Regions from separate parts of the Homo sapiens genome. Here regions 2, 3, 4 and 5 are each linked to region 1. Evidence: chromatin loops called from intact Hi-C (ENCODE). Cell type or tissue: dorsolateral prefrontal cortex. All regions are shown on one strand.

What was found. Peaks named below come from ENCODE experiments on the same cell type or tissue, not always from the same donor. Only the 100,000 strongest peaks of a DNase experiment are listed, where the experiment ranks them.
Region 2: it touches region 1 in a loop (8-fold over the local background); 37 of 110 quality-filtered maps call a loop at or near these places.
Region 3: it touches region 1 in a loop (4-fold over the local background); 5 of 110 quality-filtered maps call a loop at or near these places.
Region 4: a loop joins it to region 1, with 4 times the contacts of the local background. A loop is called at or near these places in 24 of 110 quality-filtered maps.
Region 5: a loop joins it to region 1, with 2.7 times the contacts of the local background. A loop is called at or near these places in 72 of 110 quality-filtered maps.

What each region holds. Positions count from the first base shown.
Region 1 is chr2:197,010,105-197,014,104 of GRCh38, reverse strand. ANKRD44 (ankyrin repeat domain 44) reads left to right here. Exons shown (of 28, transcript NM_001195144.2): 18 at 393-594. Among named protein-coding and RNA genes, the nearest start is that of PGAP1, 85 kb to the right of the region's middle. In dorsolateral prefrontal cortex, CTCF peaks have their summits at 1,646 and 1,863 (motif pointing left); a DNase peak (open chromatin) is centred at 1,884; H3K27ac peaks cover 2,588 bases.
Region 2 is chr2:197,166,747-197,170,746 of GRCh38, reverse strand. The region is part of intron 2 of ANKRD44 (ankyrin repeat domain 44); the gene reads left to right. Among named protein-coding and RNA genes, the nearest start is that of ANKRD44-AS1, 29 kb to the left of the region's middle. In dorsolateral prefrontal cortex, CTCF peaks have their summits at 1,711 and 1,914 (motif pointing right); a DNase peak (open chromatin) is centred at 1,916; H3K4me3 peaks cover 251 bases; H3K27ac peaks cover 1,652 bases.
Region 3 is chr2:197,076,330-197,080,329 of GRCh38, reverse strand. It overlaps ANKRD44 (ankyrin repeat domain 44), which reads left to right. Exons shown (of 28, transcript NM_001195144.2): 16 at 1,516-1,627. Among named protein-coding and RNA genes, the nearest start is that of ANKRD44-AS1, 120 kb to the left of the region's middle. In dorsolateral prefrontal cortex, a CTCF peak has its summit at 1,626; a DNase peak (open chromatin) is centred at 1,605; H3K4me3 peaks cover 672 bases; H3K27ac peaks cover 3,355 bases.
Region 4 is chr2:197,107,050-197,111,049 of GRCh38, reverse strand. ANKRD44 (ankyrin repeat domain 44) reads left to right here. Exons shown (of 28, transcript NM_001195144.2): 9 at 206-284. Among named protein-coding and RNA genes, the nearest start is that of ANKRD44-AS1, 89 kb to the left of the region's middle. In dorsolateral prefrontal cortex, a CTCF peak has its summit at 1,910; a DNase peak (open chromatin) is centred at 2,099; H3K27ac peaks cover 2,989 bases.
Region 5 is chr2:197,376,537-197,380,536 of GRCh38, reverse strand. It overlaps the pseudogene NPM1P46. Among named protein-coding and RNA genes, the nearest start is that of SF3B1, 56 kb to the left of the region's middle. In dorsolateral prefrontal cortex, CTCF peaks have their summits at 1,718 and 1,918; DNase peaks (open chromatin) are centred at 1,663 and 1,956; H3K4me3 peaks cover 789 bases.

The sequences.
Region 1 (4,000 bases):
GGAAAAAAATTCTGATTATGCCAATATGTTTAGGACTGAACTGACAGATAAAAGAATATGGTAATTCATTCAGCTGTTAGTTTATATTAGATGATTAGATCAGTAGATATAAATATAAGAATACATTAATACATTCAGTGTCTTTGGAGCAAATTATGTGACAAAAGAGAAAGAACACGAAACTCATATGGAACTGTGAGGTTTGTGCATTGTAGTGTTTCAGTCTAACTCTCCAGCTTGCCTGAGTTTTAATAAATATTCCAAGTGTTTTTCTGACGTGCTCTTGGGAGTGGTCTCTATCCATGGCCCAGGAAGCCCAGCCCCTCCTGTGGACTGTGGCGGGATTTGAGGTGAGCGAGCAAGCATGGGAGCCATTGGTTTCTTCTTTGCAGGCCTACAATGGGCACCATCAAGCCTTGGAAGTCCTTCTGCAGTCGTTGGTGGACCTGGACATCAGGGATGAGAAAGGCCGCACTGCTCTGGATCTGGCTGCCTTTAAAGGACACACAGAATGTGTGGAAGCGCTTATCAATCAGGGCGCATCCATCTTTGTGAAAGACAATGTAACCAAAAGAACCCCACTTCATGCCTCAGGTAGGTCTTGTCAAGGGCCTGATTACCCTAGTTTTGTGGCTTGTTCGTAAGTTTTAATAGAAGGAAAGCAGCATCTTCTTTCATCCCAGTTTTTTAAATATCAATTTTCTTTCCACATCAGATGCACTTCCACACTTCCAAAATGCTTTTGGCCTGCTATCCTCTTGGAGGTGATTGGTGTTCTCTGGCCAGGTGCTCTGGCCTTGTTAACTCAAAAGAGAGTTCAGAACTTTTGGCTAAAAGCTACCACAAAACATTCTGAACAAAGGGCAAGGTGTAATGCAATCTTCAGAACAAGTTACATAGAACAAAATACATCAAAATCAAACAGTATTTGAAAGCATAAAACCAATAGCAGGTTTTATGGCTATTTCATATTCATATTAATGTATTCAGGGCTATTTCGCATAAGGAATCATAAGGCAGCAATCAGTACATCATTCTGCCAGCCTAAATGATGTTTCTTAGCTTTTTTACACATCGATGTAAAAATCAAGACGCTTTAAAAGTACATGTATATATCAAAAAGAAAGTCATTTGCCTTTTCTGGGATTTTTCTTCCATGCCCATGAAAACCTGTGTCAAGACACTTCTAGATATATACACAGACATAAGGGTAATATGGAAGAGTCTCTAGCTCAGCTAAGGCATAGATATCTTTGGCTCAGGAAATCCAGTGATATCAGCCTTTGATTAGGGTAGTAGATAACATTTTGTAACGATAAATAACTGTCTTACTTGGTGAAATGGGTGTATTGAGGAAGCAAATAAGTGAAGATACTTTTTCAAAAGACTTTATGATTCTTGTTACTTGGGAAAATTTTCCCAGAATGATAGACCTTGTAAAAAACTATTTCCATCTATGTCCCTGAATTTCCAAGCCACTGAAGAAAAACAATACAGAGGTTGAAAAAACCTAATTGTTGCCTACTTACTTGGAAATGATTGTTGCTGGAAAAAAAAAAAACGTTAGCCATAAGGTTAGTAATAGTTGGTGTGGTTGAATTATAAATTCTCATTTCTCATCACATTTAGTCTTTTTTCTCCCCAGCCATTCTTGTTATTATTATAAAATTCAAATTTTGTCCTCCTTTTTAAAAGATTAGTTGCTATTTTTAAGAGAAGCATCCTATTTTTGTTATTATATAATTCCTGACAATTACAAAGGGCCTACTTTGATTGTGGAAAATCGCCCTTATAAACAGGTAAACAATGAAGAACAATCATTTTCACTCATTTGCCAGTGTGATATGGGTTGTGGTCCAGTGAAGCCCCCTAGTGGTCAAGAAGACTCAGTCAGCTTGGATTTTCCTCCTGTCATTCACTAAAAAGACACTGTCACTGGACTGTTCACAAAATGTCTACTGTGCAGAAGCTTTAGCGTGTGCTTTGAGGATCTGCTTACCCAAAATCTTTTTCAACTTTTTTGAGAGGCCAATATTTTGAGTTTCAAATCCTCAGAGCACTATGAGGAGCAAGAGCCAGGACGAGTATGAGAGGTTTTGGCACAGATAGTTGGAGTGACAGTTTGTAGTCTTTGAGTCGTGTGAAAAATGGTTGTCACTCATAGGAAGAGGCTGAGCTGGTCTGAGACAAAGCTGAACTTGGCAGCAGAGCTAAAGATGTTAGCATCTTTTTGCTAGAAGGCAATTTGGGGAAAAAGAAATGTAGTGTGTAGGAAGCCAAAGAGAATTTAAGTTTGGCTACCAACTTCAGGGGAACTTAGATTTACCTGAGGGGCTGGGCGCAGTGGTTCATGCCTGTAATCCCAGCACTTTGGAAGGCCGAGGAGGGCAGATCACCTGAGGTCAGGAGTTCGAGACCAGCCTGGCCAACAAGGTGAAACCCCATCTCTTCTAAAAATACAAAACTTAGCTGGGCATGGTAGTGTGCATCTGTAGTCCCAGCTACTCGGGAGGCTGAAGCAGGAGAATCGCTTGAACCCAGGAGGCAGAGGTTGCAGTGAGCCGAGTTCACGCCACTGCACTCCAGCCTGGGCAACAGAGCTAGACTCTACCTCAAAAAAAAAAAAAAATACCTGAGGGCTATTAGCTAAGTTCAAAAAGCTACTGTACCAAAAAACAAAACAAAACAAAACAAAAGCACAACTGTAGAAACTGTTTTGCTATCTAACACATTGGGTGAGTTATATGAAGTTAGATAATTTTTTTCTTCTTATGTTTAGCCAAATATCAAATGTCACTTGAACTATTATGATTATGACTATTTAGAGTATTAAGTTGCTACAGAAAGAGGAACCAGTCAAAATATGCTGTTTTTCCATGTTCATGAACCTGCCATCTGCAGTATTCAGCTGTCAGTCCTTTGCCAGTCATTTCCTTTTAGCCATACATTAAACTTCTTGCCTACTTCACCAATGGTAGCAGATTTAGTGTAATTGTAAGAACAAAAAACATAACAGCAGCAGCAACGACATATTACCTGTACTCCAATCCACAGAATTTCCTCCCGAGATACATAAATGGAATGTTGCTGAGAATTAGCTGAATGCAATGGTCTACAAAATGTGCACATTATTCCTGTAGTTCATTTGAGTGCTGTTGATGAATGCAAGCTAATTCCAGTATGTATGTATTGTCCCTGAAAAAATGTGTCATTGTTAAATTAGCATTCTCTCGTGGCTGGCAAGCAAATAAAAGGTCTGTAAAATGCAGCTCTTAGGAGAGCCTTTATCAACCTCACATAGCGGCGTCTATTCCCTTCTCTCTCCACATCCATAATGTGGCAAATACAATGTACTTTGTGGCCTTCTCATTGTTAGAGAGGAGAGAAGGTCACATTTGGAATTTTAACCACGGTTGCTCTCATCTTACTCCCTGAGTGGGAAGTCATGCCTATCATAAGGCTTTGGTTTGCGTTCAATAGCCTGGCAGAAAGCAGCTTACCCTGAGGTTATCATCACAGGTTTGCTTCCCAGCCCCTGTGGGACCACTACAGCCTTCTAAAGCTGCCTGGAATTGGTGTGCACAGGAGTGCATCCAGTGCTCCCGCCCCAGCCGGTCCAGGCCTGCCCCGCATGGGGGCCGCATTTCCTGCCCACATTGGCCCCCACTCGGTCCGCTGGGCGAGGAGGGGCAGGGGGAGGCCCAGTCTGGCCTAGGAAAGGGCTCCCAGGGAGCCCAGTCACACCTCGGCCAGGCACGAGGATGCCTGGGAAGTCAGAGAAAGCGCCGCCTGTGGCTCGGTGACCGTGGGGCTGAGGGACCGTCACTCAACAGTGAGCGGATGGAGCGTGCACACCCAGCCGGCGTGAGGTTTTGTTTTCTGCCACCACCCATCAGTCAGAGCTATTGCAGGAATACCTCTTCTGAATATCTACCTCAGAATGTAAAACGACCTGGGAGAAGAGGCGGCCCCAGGTCCCTACTCCCTTCCCTTCTGACCG
Region 2 (4,000 bases), 160 kb before region 1:
ATCTCATTTTAATTCAACTTGAAATTGCCACCAGTTTCTACCCTTCCATATTTGCCTTCATGAACATTTCAGACTTTAACAAAAATCTGATCTTTTTACTGATATTAAAAAGACATATGAAAATGTGTTTAGCATTAAGCATTTATTTTCAAGTCTAAGAAAGATAAAGATGCACAAAGCTTAAAGAAGTTGCTGCCAGTGACTCAGTCATTATTAATATTGCTCTAGGCACAATGAATTGGAATGGTGTTAGAAAGATTTTCTCTAGGGAAGACTACATTATGACAGCATTTTCCAAAGTGTGTTTCTCAGAGTCCAGAACAAGTCTGACAAGTGTTTAGGAGGGAAAGAAAGGGAGTTTTGTGGCCAAGTAAACTTGGGAAGCACTTCTACCACAAATTTCCTTGTATTTTAGTGATTTACAAGGTAACTGTCATATTAAAGGTTCTGAGAATTCCTGCCATAAGGGAATCTGTTTAACTTTCTTGAACACCGTGTTTCTCAATGTCATTTGGCTTTGAATGCCTCCCAGTTTTTTTTTTTTTTTTTTTTTTTTGGAAACAGGGTCTTGTTCTATCGCCCAGGCTGGAGTGCAGTGGAATAATCATGGCTCACTGCAGCCTCAACTTCCTCGGTTCCTACAAACCTCTCACCTCAGCCCCCCAGGTAGCTGGGACTACAGGCACACACCACCATGCCCAGCTAATTTTTGTATTTTTTGTAGAGATGGGGTTTTGCCATGTTGCCCAGGCTAGTCTTGAACTCCTGGACTCAAGAGATCCATCAGCCATGGCCTGCCAAAGTGCTTGGATTACAGGCATGAACCACGTACCTGGCCTCCTCCCTCTTTTTTTTAAAAAATTTTTAACAGCTGGGATGATCCCTCAGAGCCAGTGGAATATACCTCGAGACATACTGCTCTAGAATTAGAGTCTCTGGAATAGTCTGTGGCAGTGGTTCTCTAACTTGAGTGTGTATCAGAATCCTGGAAGGCTTGTTAAAATACAGATTGATGGGCTTTACCCTCAGAGCTTCTGATTTGGGAGGTCCAGGGTGGGGCCTGAGAATCTGCATTTCTAGTAAGTTCCGGTGATGCTGATGCTGCTGGTTGGGGACTGCACTTTGAGAACCATTGGTCCGTGGTCAACTGGGAGGAAAACAGATGTTCTGGAGGTGGGAGTGGAGTAGGGTATCACAATCCACTGCTACATAGTATGCAAGTAAATTTATTCACTCAACATATACTGACAGAATCTGCTATGTGTCAGGCACCATGACAGGTGCTGGGGTTGTATTAGTGGTGGACACAGGCCTGGTCCTTGCATCAGGAGTTTACAGTGTATTGGAGAGAAAGGAAGTAAACAGGTAAAGGAAATGAATGAATAGGTACTTATAAACTGAGAAGACTGCTATGAAGAAAGCCAAGTGTGCTATGATACTAACAAAAGGTAGTTAGGAAAGGTCTCTTGAGGTGGCAGTGACATTTAAGCTGAGACTGGCCATGAGAAATTGGGGGCCATGAGAAGATTGGGGGGAATGTTTCAGGCTGGATAAAGACAGGAGCAAAGGCCCCAAGGAGGGTTAGGGGAGAGAGTGCAACTTCCCAGAAGAAAATTAAGGCCAGTGTGGCTGAAGGAGAGTGAAGGAGGGGGAAGGTGGTAGAAAAGGAAGTTGGAGAGGAGACAAGAAAGGGGCCGGTCATCAGAGCTGAGCGAGGAGTTTGGATTCCACTTAGGTGCACAATGTTCTGGAGAATATTTTGGAAAGTCACTCTGGGTGTTGTGTGAATTACAGATTGTGACAGGGAGAGTAGAAGCTGTGAGAGCAGCAGGAAGACCATAGTTGGGGTCAGGGCAGAAATGATGTGCCTGAAGTAGGGTGTTTGCAGTGGCCATGACGCCATGTACTCATGAGCTCTAGGGGGCGCCACTCACATGGATTACGGTACTTCTAACCTCTACATGGGGAGAGCTGCAGATTGCTTCCAAGTGTGTCATGAAGGTAGACCACTCAGGATTTGATGATGGATTCAATGTGAGGGGCAAGGAAGAGAGAGCATCTAAAAATGAGTCCTGAGTTCCCAGCCTGAGCAATAGGGAGAAGAAGGGGAAGAGCTAGAGGAGGAGAAGGAGCAATTCATTTCTGAGAGAGGAGACAGAACTAAAGAGTTGCTTCGCAGGGGACAGCAAAGTGACAATTGCCACCATTATTCTGCACATGTAGTAATTGGCTGTTTGCTGGTACACAAAGGAAATGATGATGGGGTTTAATAAATCTTGTTGTTAGAGTCCCCTGTATATTTTAATAATCAATGACTGCCTGGTTACCCTGAGTTTGAAAATAAATAAGGCCATTTAACACTAAACATAATGTTGTCTTTCTATAATAATTCAGAGAGCACTTCAGAATCTCACAGAGACTTTTACTATTGCAGTATAAAAACCACCCCAAAGTTTAGTGGCATAAAACAGCCAATTGATGATGCTCATGGATTTTGTGGGTTAAGAATTCCAACAGGCACAGTGGGATAGCTTTTCTCTGTTCTGTGGAAAGACTTGTCAGCTGGGGTGACTTGACAGATGGGGGCTGGAATCATCTAGAGGTGACTTCACTCACATGTCCGGTGGCTGATGCTGGCTGTCAGCCTGAACACTTCTATGTGGCCTTTCCATGTGGCCAGGGCTTCAGTTCAGCAAGGCAGCCACAAGGTTGTTGAACTTGTGACAGGGCGGCTCAAGGCTCCAAAGACAAGTCATTTTTGCAAAACTCTTGAATCTCTGAATTATATGTTACAGGTAGCTAAATTCATGTTCTGCCCAATAGAATGCTAGATAAAAAGAGATGGCTCTGCTCAACATGCTGCCTCTGGGATAGTCTCACTCTTAGGGAAGAAGAGTATGGTAAAGGGGAAAATCTGCATGTTTTGCATGAAACCAGATGACAAAGATCATCACTTTGGCTGGAAGACAGTCATGCAGTTAACAAGTATTTTTTCAGTTTCTTCCACATGCCCAGCCACGGGAGGTGAAGCAACCAAGTATAGTTCATGCTTATTAGAGAATGTTTGTAAATTAAGACATAGAAGAATGGTCTTGAACTATTTAAAAACATCACCTGGATGTAGATTTCCCAAAACCCCTGCTCTTAGATGCATTCTGGTGGGCTTCATTGACAAAGTAACAATACACAGTATTTTCTTTAACTGTAGAAATTATTCTTGATTTGGGTTCTGGGAAGTCTTCGATGATTGGAAGATACCCATCTAAGATAGATGGTCTAGCTCTTAGATAAGATCCTTGATGTAAGGTATGTAGATTCCAAAAAGGGGAATATAGGCATCTTAGGAAGTGTGCCAGATGATCCACTGGGGGCAATGAAATATCTACTTCAATCTGTTTTTAAAAAATTAAAATGTATATTTTATGTGTATCTTATTGCATATTAAATATGATAATATAGTGGCATGTATATGAAGTTTATGAAAGAATAAAAATGTATGTGTTCAAAAAGACTTTTTTTTTTTCTTTTGGCTGATTGGTGGCAGGCGCTGCTGAAAGGCAAATGTCTTATTTCTACCTTATAGCTAATGCTTTTCAAACTTTGATGTGCATACACATCACCTGAGGAGGCTTGATTTTTCTCAGCACAGTGCAAGAGTGACTGGAATTTGGGAAAATGATTCACACAGTATAAACTCAGACTGATTTATAAACAAAAATACCACATATATTAATTTCTATTAGCTTAAAAACTAGACCTGTCACTTATGATGTTATGCTTTTATTCTTGGACAAAGTAATTTCTCTCAGGACACTATATATCACATAAGAATTGACTTGATTTATCTTGAAAAGAAAATATTTGGTTCCTAAATGGTATTTGCAAGAAGTCAATATAGCCTAGCGATAGGTTATTCTAGGATACAGCATAGAATAGTGGCTAAGAGTGTGAGCATTGGTGGCCAGAGTGCCTGGTTCCAAGTGTGGCTCTGCTGTCTACC
Region 3 (4,000 bases), 66 kb before region 1:
AAAAAACTAGGCATTCCCAGTGAAAACACGGAATGCATGTTTTCCTTACAAGCAATGTGGAGAATATGCAAATTCTACATTACTTTTATTATAATAATACTGTTGTTAGTATATATAGTTTGGCTATATTACAAATTCAATTTATTAACTGATTTTTAGGATATAATCCATTCAGAAATTGGGAATTGTGTGTCCACTAGCATGTTATTCCTATTGAGTGATTTCATTTAAAGAGTCAAATTCAATTTACAGTGAGTCATACCTGGGATCCTTTCCATGGGCATTTAATTACCAAAATAAAAAAGAACTTCCTTCCTTATAAGGTGCAAATGACCGAAGAGAGAATAATAGCAAGACTCTAAGAATAGTTTGATTTATTATTGACATGTGGGTATTTGGTTTTTTTAAAATGTATGGCTTTCATCAGTTTTTCTAGAAATTGAAGTGTCTGTTTTAATTGTCCCTATGTGTAATTGACTTTTTTCGTTTTGCCTTATACCAAAAGATAGGTAAATGCTATTTATAGTTTTTGGGTAAACTATAGAAATTTTCTATTGGAAGGTCTTATTTAATGTATGGGTTGATATTTAGAATCTTAACATTTTGATTTGAGTATGAAATTGAATCAGCTTGGTCTTGTAAAAGACATGTTTGTCCCACTGCCACAGGGATAATGCTGATGCTATGAAGCAGCGCTTCCTGACTAGTGACTCCCTCTTTCCCAGCAGGACTGGACCGTTTGCAGTAGGCCCTGAGCAGAACTTATTACATTCCTGGGTACTTGTGAACCAGAGTTTTGGGCTCTTCAGTGAAGGTGGAGCCGTGCTCCTTCCTCTAAGCATTCCAAAGACTGTGGCTTTTTCAGAAAAATTACAACTCTGCCTGAAAAGGCTTTAAACATTGATTTTTCAGGTCTATATTCCTAATGGTGAAATTTAAGCCTCTTTATTCATATGTGGTTATGAAGTTAATTCTTCATTCTTTAAAAATGCTTACCCATTCCTTTAATCTTTTTATTGTTTAGGCTATTCTTATTTTTTTTTCTTACTCTTTTTAACTTTCATTTTCTAACCTTTGATTTTATGGTGAGGTTAAGAGTAAACCCCTCCCTATTGAGGTTGCCCTGTTACTTGCCCTGATACTGACCACTTCTTTATTGAGACTTTGTTGAACATGGAGCTCCAAAACTTGCTATTCAGTAATCTTGATAACAGATGTTCTTACCTGAAGATGAGGAGAAAAAAATCGTAATTACCCTCTTTTTCCTAAAGCTTTTCCTGAATTCTAGAATGGCTATATTAAGCTCAAATAAAGATAGCTACAGAAAACATACACACACACACACACACACACACACACAATTTTCAACACATAAAACTTCATTGCTGTAGGATTTTTAAAGAAACAAACTCATAAAGTACTTCATGGAACGTTCGTAATAGGAGGATTTACATAAATTATCTTTTTCAGTCCAGAGATGTTTTCTAAAATAACACTTCATCTTTATACTTACAGATGTCTAGAGTTTCTGCTTCAAAATGATGCAAATCCATCTATCCGGGACAAGGAAGGTTACAATAGCATACATTATGCTGCCGCCTATGGGCACAGGCAGTGTCTGGAATTGGTGAGTTGTTTTGTTTTGTTTTCTCTAACACACACACACACACATACCCCAAATCACAGAGGCATTAACTGTTTTTTTCCAGAGTTGTAGCTCTGGCTTGTGTAAAAAGTGGGTCCATGAATCAGGATTTCATGAATTCTGATTTCAAAAAGTGTTTTTTCTACTGCACCATGCTGCCTTCCATTGCAGGTTAGAGCCCCACCACCACCCAAGGCTTTTAAGCACAGCACAAAAGCATGGTAGTCATCGATATAAGGCAGTACCATTTCTGCCTCCTAACACCAGCATTGCCATGGAAGTTGGTATAGACCTATTAGCAAATATGGCTTTGTGTTTAGATCCCATATAAGAAATGCTCCTCACAAAATGTGTATGCGTGTGTGTGTGTGTGTGTGTGTGTGTGTGTGTGTGTGGTAATCAGTGGCAGAGTGAAGGCTTTCTACTGTCACTACATATTATGAGCCTGCCTTCCAAAATATACTTAAGACACAGCTGTCTTTAATTGGTTTTCTCTATGAAAACCATGTCATAATTGTCATGATAAAACAAACTTTTATTATACAGTTTGTTATTATAGTCTTAATAATGTGTGCTGTTCTATAGTACTTTTGTGAGTTATCTTTAATCCTTCATAGTCTAGAAACTCAGGATAATTATCCTAACACCTTCTTTGTATAGAAATAACATATCGCATGCAATATCTTCATTTTTTCAGGAAGACCATTTTGGTACCATTATTTCTGTTATTCAAGTAAGAGTTTTTCCTGTCCATAAGAAGGTTTCACAAATTTTGTCTGAAAATGAAATTACCCCCCTTTGATTAGATCAACATTTGCCCTGTGTAATTTACAAAGAGATGACTATTTGTGACAATTATAAAACATTCAAAAACGGTTAGGAGGAGGTGTTAATTGATCTTAATTTACACTGTCAGTCGAACAGACCGGATTATCAATATAATTGGTAGAAGTGTTACTGTTGTTTGCTTTCAGGAAAGAAACCTCAGTCAGCCGTTTGTAACACAGGATGAAAGTTCTCCTCTCACTTTCCTGAATGGTTTTAGTGGGACAGAAAGTTTTATGTATTCCTATTTTGGAATGCATCCCAAAATTCCTCTGGGGTGTAGTTCGTACAAAGCAAAGATCCTAAGTAGGCTAAAAACATTCTTATGCCCCAACCCCTCCCAATCAAAACAAAACACAACCCTGAAAACAATCCTGGACTTTCCCCTAGGAGTGGAACCACAAATCAGGCCTTTGCAGGTATCTTATCCCCACTGCTGGCTCACCTAACTGTGGATGGATTAGAACAGGAGATAAGACAGGAGGAAAGGGTTCTGAAAGGAGGGAAAAGGGAATAGGGCCTGTCTTTGATACAAGTGTTAAGTGAATTTCAAAAGAAAACATATGTGTGGCCATAAGCGTATGAAAAAAAGCTCAGCATCACTGATCATTAGAGAAATGCAAATCAAAACCATAATGAGGTACCATCTCATACCAGTCAGAATGGCTATTAATAAAAAGTCAAAAAATAACAGATGCTGGCCAGGTTGTGGAGAAGAGGGAATGTTTATACATTGTTGGTGGGAGTGTAAATTAGTTTAACCATTGTGGAAGGCACTGTGGCAATTCCTCAAAGACCTAAAAGCAAAACTATCATTCAACCCAGCAATCCCACCACTGGGTGTATACCCAAAGGAATATAAATCATTCTAACCATAAAGATACATGCATATGTATGTTCATTGCAGCGTTATTTACAATAGCAAAGACATGGAATCAACCTAAATTCCCATCAACAGTAGACTGGATAAAGACAGTATGGTACATAGATACCATGGAATACTATGCAGCCATAAAAAAGAACTAGATCATGTCCTTTGTAGGAACATGGATACAGCTGGAGGACATAATCTTTAGCAAACAAACACAGGAGCAAGAAACCAAATACTGCATGTTCTCACTTATAAGGGGGAGCTAAATGATGAGAACACATGGACACAAAGAGGGGAACTACAGACACTGGGGCCTACTTAAGGGTGGAGGGTGGGAGGAGGGAGAAAATAAGAAAAAATAACTATTTGGTAAAAGGCTTAGTACCTGGGTGGCAAAATGATCTGTACAGCAAACCCCCATGACACAAATTTACCTATATAGCAAACCTGCACATGTACCCCTGAACCTAAAAGTTTTTTTAAAAACCCCAAAACAAGTATTAAATGAAGAAGTGGGGTTTTGAGGGGGATGCTTTTTCTCATATATTTTCCCTCTTTCTGTAGGAACCCAATATCTTAACAGTCTTTAAAACTCCAATTTCCTTGGGTATTAGATGTTAGGAAAGCAAACCAATTAACTTACATGCACTAGGAGGTGA
Region 4 (4,000 bases), 97 kb before region 1:
TAGAAGAATGTCATTCTGTCACCCAGGCTGGAGTACAGTGGTAAAATCCTAGCTCACTGCAGCCTCATGTTGATCATACTTAAAAAATAAATAAATAAATGAATGTTTTCAGGGCATTATTAGGAGTGTCCATAGGGGTATTTCAGATGGGTGTCACTGGCTCATGAGCACCTCCATTGTTTTTCTCTCCCTCTCTTTTTTTTAGAGTAAAGATGGCAAAAGTCCACTGCACATGACAGCTGTCCATGGAAGGTTCACACGGTCACAGACCCTCATTCAGAATGGTAAGAGAGATGCTTCAGTAGTGTCATTATTTCGATAGTTTCTTGTTGTGAATTTGGCTGTCAGTCACCTGCATATGAAAGTCGATGCCCTGTTTTGGAGTTTTAGTAAGCATGCAATTACATAATTCTTTGATGTACTTTGCTAAAAACTGTTCATCAGACATGTCATCAACATCCACCTTAATAGTAAAAACATAAAGCCACAGTTTCACAGTCAATTTGGAGTCAGGCACAGAGCATGAGCTTTGAAATTGGAAATGATGTATTTATGTAGGCTCAAGATCCTGTGCATCTCACTCTGAAACTAATAAAGGTAAGTAGCATTCATTTTCCAGCAACAAATCTGAATTATTTTTAAATTTTAGAGTTCACTATAATTTCCTAAGTTAAAACTTATTAAGCTAGTTGGGCAAAATTAGGAAAAATGAGATGACTTAGAGGAAAAGCAGGTAAGGATGTGATATAAAGGATCATAAAATCACAGGCTTAGGTGGGCGTGGTGGCTCACGTCTGTAATCCCAGGCACTTTGGGAGGCCGAGGTGGGCAGATCACCTGAGGTCAGGAGTTCGAGACCAGCCTGGCCAACATGGTGAAACTCTGTCTTTACTAAAAATACAAAAATTAGCCAGGAGTGGTGGCAGGTGCCTATAATCCCAGCTACTCAGGAGGCTGAGGCAGGAGAATCGCTTGAACTCGGGAGGAGGAAGTTGCACTGAGCCAAGATTGTGCCATTGCACTCTAGCCTGGGTGACAGAGCGAGACTTTGTCTTAAAAAAAAAAAAATTCACAGGCTTGACAGAGAAGACCTGGGAAAGTCACAGTAATATAGTAACTTTCTGGGCTTACGACAAAGGTATGCTTGAACCATCAGGTTGTCACTGAAGTCAAAGTACTAGGGAGTATCATTTTACATCCTGGTTCATGTTACTAATAGGGGGTCATGGCCAGCAGCATCACTTCTATTAGTAAATCTTAGAGAGTATTTAAAAAAGACAAAAACCAGGTTTAGTTCAGATTTTAAGCTGATATTCCAGGTCAATCTGGCAGTTCCTATTTTTAGTTGACCCATACTTCTACTTCTCAAAATTCTGATATTAGTCAGTTTCCTTGGACCTGTATTTTTCTCATCTATAAGAATTTCGGACCACATACACTTGAATTATTAGTGGCACTGAGTTATGTCTTAGTCACTTAAGACATAAAACAAAGAAGTCATTTGACATTTGGATGGAAGACCAGCCAGTGGAATTATGCTTAGCAAGCAAAATATCTGCAGCAAAGCAAAGGAAATTTATATGCATTCCAGTGAAGCTATAGGGAAAAGAAATCCTAACAAGTTTCCAGTGAGCCAAGGAAGGTAAAACAGAAATTAACCGTGCAATACCCATTATTTCTAATTTGAAATATGTGCTATGCCTTTGACATTCATTTTATTGAAAAGGCCACCGTGTTTTATTTTGCTGAATGTAAATAAAGGGGGTCGGGGGGAGTGACCCTAGTCTCTTTCGAGCACGTCTCTTATGCCACTGTATTTCTCAACTGTTTTTCAGAAATAATGTCCACCCCCCTTTAAAAACAAACAAAACTTTTAGAAACAAACAAAACTTAAACAGCTTGGTTCCCTTTTAGAGCAACTTCAAGCTCCAGAGACAAGGTTGGAGGGAAAACAACTTTTCTCCTTCTAAGCACTGCCTTCCCCGCAGGTTCATCCCTGTGCGTCAGGCCATGCTGGTCATCTCTATGACGCATCTCCTCTCTGTCCTGCTGGCATGCTTACAACAGTCCCAGGGGACTGCTGGCAGCTTTGGCCTCTGCAAGAGCCATGTGGGCTGGAAGAATTCCATGTCCTGCCTGGATATTCTTGCTAGACTTTTTTTGTTTATTTGTGTTTTTGTTGTTGTTGTTGTTGTTGTTGTTGTTGTTTTTTAAGACACTTTCTCACTCTGTTGCTCAGGCTGGAGTGAAATGGGGTGATCTCAGCTCACTGCAACATCTGCCTCTCGGGTTCAAGCGATTCTTGTGCCTCAGCCTCCCAAGTAGCTGGGACTACAGGTGTGCCACCATGCCCAGCTAATTTTTGTATTTTTACTAGAGATGGGGTTTTGCCATGTGTTGACCAGGCTGGTCTCAACTCCTGGCCTCAAATGATCTGTCCACCTTGGCCTCCCAAAATGCTGGGCTAACAGGTGTGAGCCACCGTGCCCTGCTGTTGCTAGACTTTTGAGTTGGGGGAGACCTAAAAGAGACCCTGTCTCTTATCCTCTGTGGTCAGGGGATCTTTGTTTCAGAACCTCTCTCATTCTTGGTTGTCCTGGCATCTTGCTTATGGATTGGGTGGGGTCCAGGGGCCTGAATTGATAAGGATATAGTGGCTATAATATGTAGCCTATTATATATAATGATAAAGCTAAGTGATAATGATAAAGCCAAGTGTTCATAGTGTGCCAGGCACTTGGCTAAACACCACTTATAAAGCCTTTCAACCACCCTATGAGAAAAAGGTACTATGATTATCTCCATTTCAAAGATGAGGAAGCTGAGGCAGAGAGGTTGTCACTTGTGTCTGGATAAATGGCCAGTATGTTGAGGAATAGGGATCTGAACACAGGAAGTCTGACATCAGAGACTGAACTCTCAACCACCACGCTTATAAACATGACCTCCAGAAACCAATGGTGTTTTAAAAAAATTCCTTTTAAAATTGAATTCTGTTTACTCTGAGAGTCACTTATATTTGAAATAGAGTTTTCCCTGTAAAAGGATGCTTTGGTATTCTCTTATCTCAACTGACAATTTTTTTGCATTCATAACACATGTGAGAACTGTGAATTCTTCCATTTGACATTTTTTAAAATGCCCTTGGGGAGAAGAAAAGGAAGTTCTTTTTTTACCTCCTGTTTGTTGGCTTCCTTCTGGGAAGAATCTTGGGCTGTTGCTGGGACACTCCCTCTCCAGAAGCTCATGCCCCTAGGGCCTGGTGTCAGTCCCCCCAGAGTGGGACATCACCTAGCAGGAGCCCCTCTGTCCTCCAGGACCACATGGGCACAGCATTTGGCTCCCTGAAGCAACTAAACATGCTACTGAGGAATGTTCTTTGTATTTATTTGTTTTGTTAAATTGCATTGGTGTTTGGACTTTGAATAGTTTTCTCTGCTTCTCTGACTGCTCTCCAGTCAGGATTACTAGTTTTCATAACTTTGTTTTTCCAGAATCATCCAGCTTTAGTAAGACAATAATGAAAAAAAAAACCCCACTCTTTTTTAGTTAGTAAGCAAAGACTACCTCTGCTATCCAATCACATTGTTTGTTGTCTGAAGCTGTGTTGTCACAGCAATAGAGGGAAAGCAACTGACCAAAGACAGCATCTGGTGTCTGAAGGCATTTGACCTCACCATTGGCCCTAGGCACCCCCCTCAGATGCCGTCCAGCAGGTTACACAAGTTCAAAAATGATGTTTTCTTCACAGAAGCTTTAAAAATAAATAGAGTTTGAAAAGGAAGAGTCAAGTTGTAGGTTAGGATGAGTCAATGTGAGATTTTTGACCCTTTGGCTCACAATCCTTCCAAGGCAACTTAATAAGCTGATCATTCTTGTTTGTGCAATGAAAAACTAATTTCAGATGAATGCTTAGAGGATACTAATTAATTATCCTTTCTGACATGCTCTGCATACTTCTAAACTGGCAAATGTTTATTTTCCTCACTGGTTGTCAATG
Region 5 (4,000 bases), 370 kb before region 1:
TACTAAAAATACAAAAAAAATTAGCCAGGCATGGTGGCGGGCGCCTGTAGTCCCAGCTACTCGGGAGGCTGAGGCGGGAGAATGGCGTGAACCCGGGAGATGGAGCTTGCAGTGAGCCGAGATTGCGCCACTGCACTCCAGACTGCGCAACAGAGCGAGACTCCATCTCAAAAAAAAAAAAAAAAAAAAGAAAAGAAAAAAAAGAAAATGTCTGTACAGCCAACGGTTTCCCTTGGGGGCTTTGAAATAACATCACCAGTGGTGTTAAGGTTCAAGTGTGATTCAGGGCCAGTGCATATTAGTGGACAGCACTTAGTAGCTGTGGAGGAAGATGCAAAGTCAGAAGATGAGAGGAGGAGGATGTGAAACTCTTACGTATATCAGGAAAGTGGTCTGAGGTGGTAGCAAGATTCCACAGAAAAAAGTAAAACTTGCTGCTGATGAAGAAGATGATGACGAAGATCACGATGATGAAGATGATGATGATGACTTTGATGATGAGGAAGCTGAAGAAAAAGCGCCAGTGAAGAAATCTATTCAAGATACTCGAGCCAAAAATGCACAAAAGTCAAATCAGAATGGAAAAGACTCAAAACCATCATCAACACCAAGATCAAAAGGACAAGAATCCTTCAAAAAACAGGAAAAAACTCCTAAAACACCTAAAAGGACCTAGTTCTGTAGAAGACATTAAAGCAAAAATGCAAGCAAGTATAGAAAAATGTGGTTCTCTTCCCAAAGTGGAAGCCAAGTTCATCAGTTATGTGAAGAATTGCTTCTGGATGACTGAGCAGGAGGCTATTCAAGATTTCTGGCAGTGGAGGAAGTCTCTTTAAGAAAACAGTTTAAACAATTTGTTAAAAAATTTCCATCTTATTTCATTTCTGTAACAGTTGATATCTGGCTGTCCTTTTTATAATGCAGAGTGAGAACTTTCCCTACCATGTTTGATAAATGTTGTCCAGGTTCCATTGCCAAGAATGTGTTGTCCAAAATGCCTGCTTAGTTTTTAAAGATGGAACTCCACCCTTTGCTTGGTTTTAAGTATGTATGGAATGTTATGATAGGACATAGTAGTAGCGGTGGTCAGACGTGGAAATGGTGGGGAGACAAAAATATACATGTGAAATAAAACTCAGTATTTTAATAAAGCAAAAAAAAAAAAAAAAAGAATGCATGCAGAACACAAGGCAACCGCCAGCACTTTAGTGTGCCTTGGATACCCCTCCAGGGCCCTTTTGCTTGCCTTTGTCTTGGCCTCTGACCTGGCCATACACTGAGGCAATGGGAGATGAAGTGGCCCGGGGACCAGCAGTTGCCAGGCAGCGGAGTAGCAGCTGGGGTGCTCAGAGTATAATTCAGTCCCCTCTTGCTATTGCCAGAACTTACCACCCTCTTCCAGGGGCCTCTGCCTTGGCACATGCAGTTGCTACTATCCAGAAAAGCCCTTTGCTTCCCCTTCAGCTGGCTGGTCCCCGCTAGTTCTTTGAGAATGGACTCCTTCGACTTCATTAGGACCCCCCTGGCGAAAGTGCTGCATTGACGTGCTCCCCCAGCACCTGGGGTGCACACACTTCTCCCTTGCTCTACGACGTGGAAGTCATCTGTTCAGTCGTCTTCCCCGATGGTCTGTGAATGGATACACAACTCACGCCCCCAGCACCCATCTGCCGCTCCCTGTACATGTGCAGACGGACTCAGTGAATGACAGCCGCCGCCTGAATTATTTCAGACAGGTTATTACTGCTGGGAGTTGTGCAAGAACTTCTAGGCAGCCAAGCAAGTAGGCATATTTTTAAGCAAATAATTCAATGGTCTTCATTCACAAGGTGGGAGAGTATTCTATTTCATCACCTGACAGAGCGTAAAACTGCTGTTCTGTGAAAACCTTTGTTCAAAATATTCTATTTCCTGTAACATTCTTAGCTTCTGACAGGGGGCAGCAGAGCCTAGGAAAACAAAGGCTGGCCCCGGTTAACTGGTGGCTTGCACACCTTTGGAGCCAGACCTTTAATGATTTTTGGGAGAAACCAGCCCTTGGTATCTGACAAACCTTACTGTTGAATAAAGATTGTAAGGTAAAGGCTGGCTTTTATTAACTTAACATTCTTTGAAGGCACCGCAAACAACTAACTGTTTTTATAAAAGGAAAAAAAAAAGACAAAAAATAAGGCAAATAACCATCTTTCTCATTTTATTACAGTCTTTAAATAAGATGGATGCTTATTTTTTGCCAGCAACTTGTAAAACGATGCTAGAGCATGAAATATTTCCAGCTGGTGTTAGGGAGAATGTCGAGATTTACAAATTATGACCAGATGCTGGGGCTATTGTCTCCTCATCCCCATCATCCTGGAAAAAAAAAGACTTAGTAAATAATAATAATTTTTAATAAACCTAGGCCAGGCATGGTGGCTCACTCCTGTAATCCCAGCACTTTGGGAGGCTGAGGCAGGCAGATCATTTGAGGTCAGGAGTTCAAGAGCAGTCTGCCCAACATGATGAAACCCCGTCTGTACTAAAAATACAAAAATTAGCCGGGCGTGGTAGCACGGGCCTGTAATCCCAGCTACAGGAGGCTGAGGCACAAGAATCACATCAACCCAGGAGGCAGAGGTTGCAGTGAGCCGTGAGCGAGACTCCATCTCAAACCAAACCAAAACAAAAAAACCAAAAAGCAATGAAAGCAGTTGAGATAATAATGAAAGCAAATAGCCAGAACCGAAATCCTCCTTGCCCCACCCATTATGGCATGAACCCTTGGGGGCCCAGGCTCATGCTTTCTGTCCCTACGTCCAGTGCCCAGCAGGCCTGGTGTGTGGCAGCAGGTGCTTGGCACACGCACATGGAATTGAAGGAACATCTCTGGCCTGTTCACATCTTAGTTCTCTAGGGGAGTTTCTAAGTCATATATGACACCCAATTGTCCCATAAATACACTCCATGGGGAATTTGCATTCAGAAACATGATCACCTTAGGCACGTACTATATCCCACAACTAACTTCAGGGAATCTGCTACTTTTCCATTCTTTAAAACTATGCAAAGGAGAGCAGGGGAAAGAAAAGAGGGAGGAGTCCATATGCTTGCCCATGGGTTTGCACAGGTAAGAGACACACAGGTGGGCTAGATCTGATTGGCAGTAATTTGGCCCTCAGTCCACATGGTCACCTTGAAACCAGGAATACAGAAGAGGTCTGCAGGGTATCCTAAGGTTCTCTGATGTCTGTCTCTGCCTTAGTCTAGGAGTCCTAGTATAGTTCAGCAGGAATTCCCTCATGTTCTCCTTTCTAGCATTGCATAGCACATTACATGAAGCTTCCTATTTTCTTACTATGTTTGTGTTTAGATTTCTGCCTCCAATACTGTCAGGTTCTGTTTGTACTTCTCAGAGGAAGATTTTTTTTTTTTTTTTTTGAGTCAGAGTTATGCTTTTGTCGCCCAGGTTGGAGTGAAATGGTGCCATCTCGGATCACTGCAACCTCCACTTCCCAGGTTCAAGTGATTCTCCTGCCTCAGCCTCCCAAGTAGCTGGGATTACAGGCCTGTGCCACCATGCCCGGCTAATTTTTGTATTTTTAGTAGAGACAGGGTTTCACCATGTTGGTCAGCCCATGTCAAACTCCTGACCTCCAGTGATCCGCCTGCCTCAGCCTCCCAAAGTGCTGGGATTACAGGCGTGAGCCACCACACCCGGCCCTCAGAGGTAGATTTTTATCTTTATTTTTTGAGACAGTGTCTTGCTCTGTCGCCCAGGCTGGAGTATACAGGCACAACGTGATCATGGCTCACTACAGACTTGACCTCTTGGGCTTAAGTGATCCTTCCGTCTCAGCCTCCTGAGTAGCTGGGACTACAGGCACACACCACCATGCCCAGCTAATTTTTAATTTTTTTTTATAGAGACAAGGTTTCACTATGTTGCCCAGGCTGGTCTTGAACTTCTGAGCTCAACTGATCCTCCCTCCTCAGGCTCCCAAAGTACTGGGATTATAGGCAC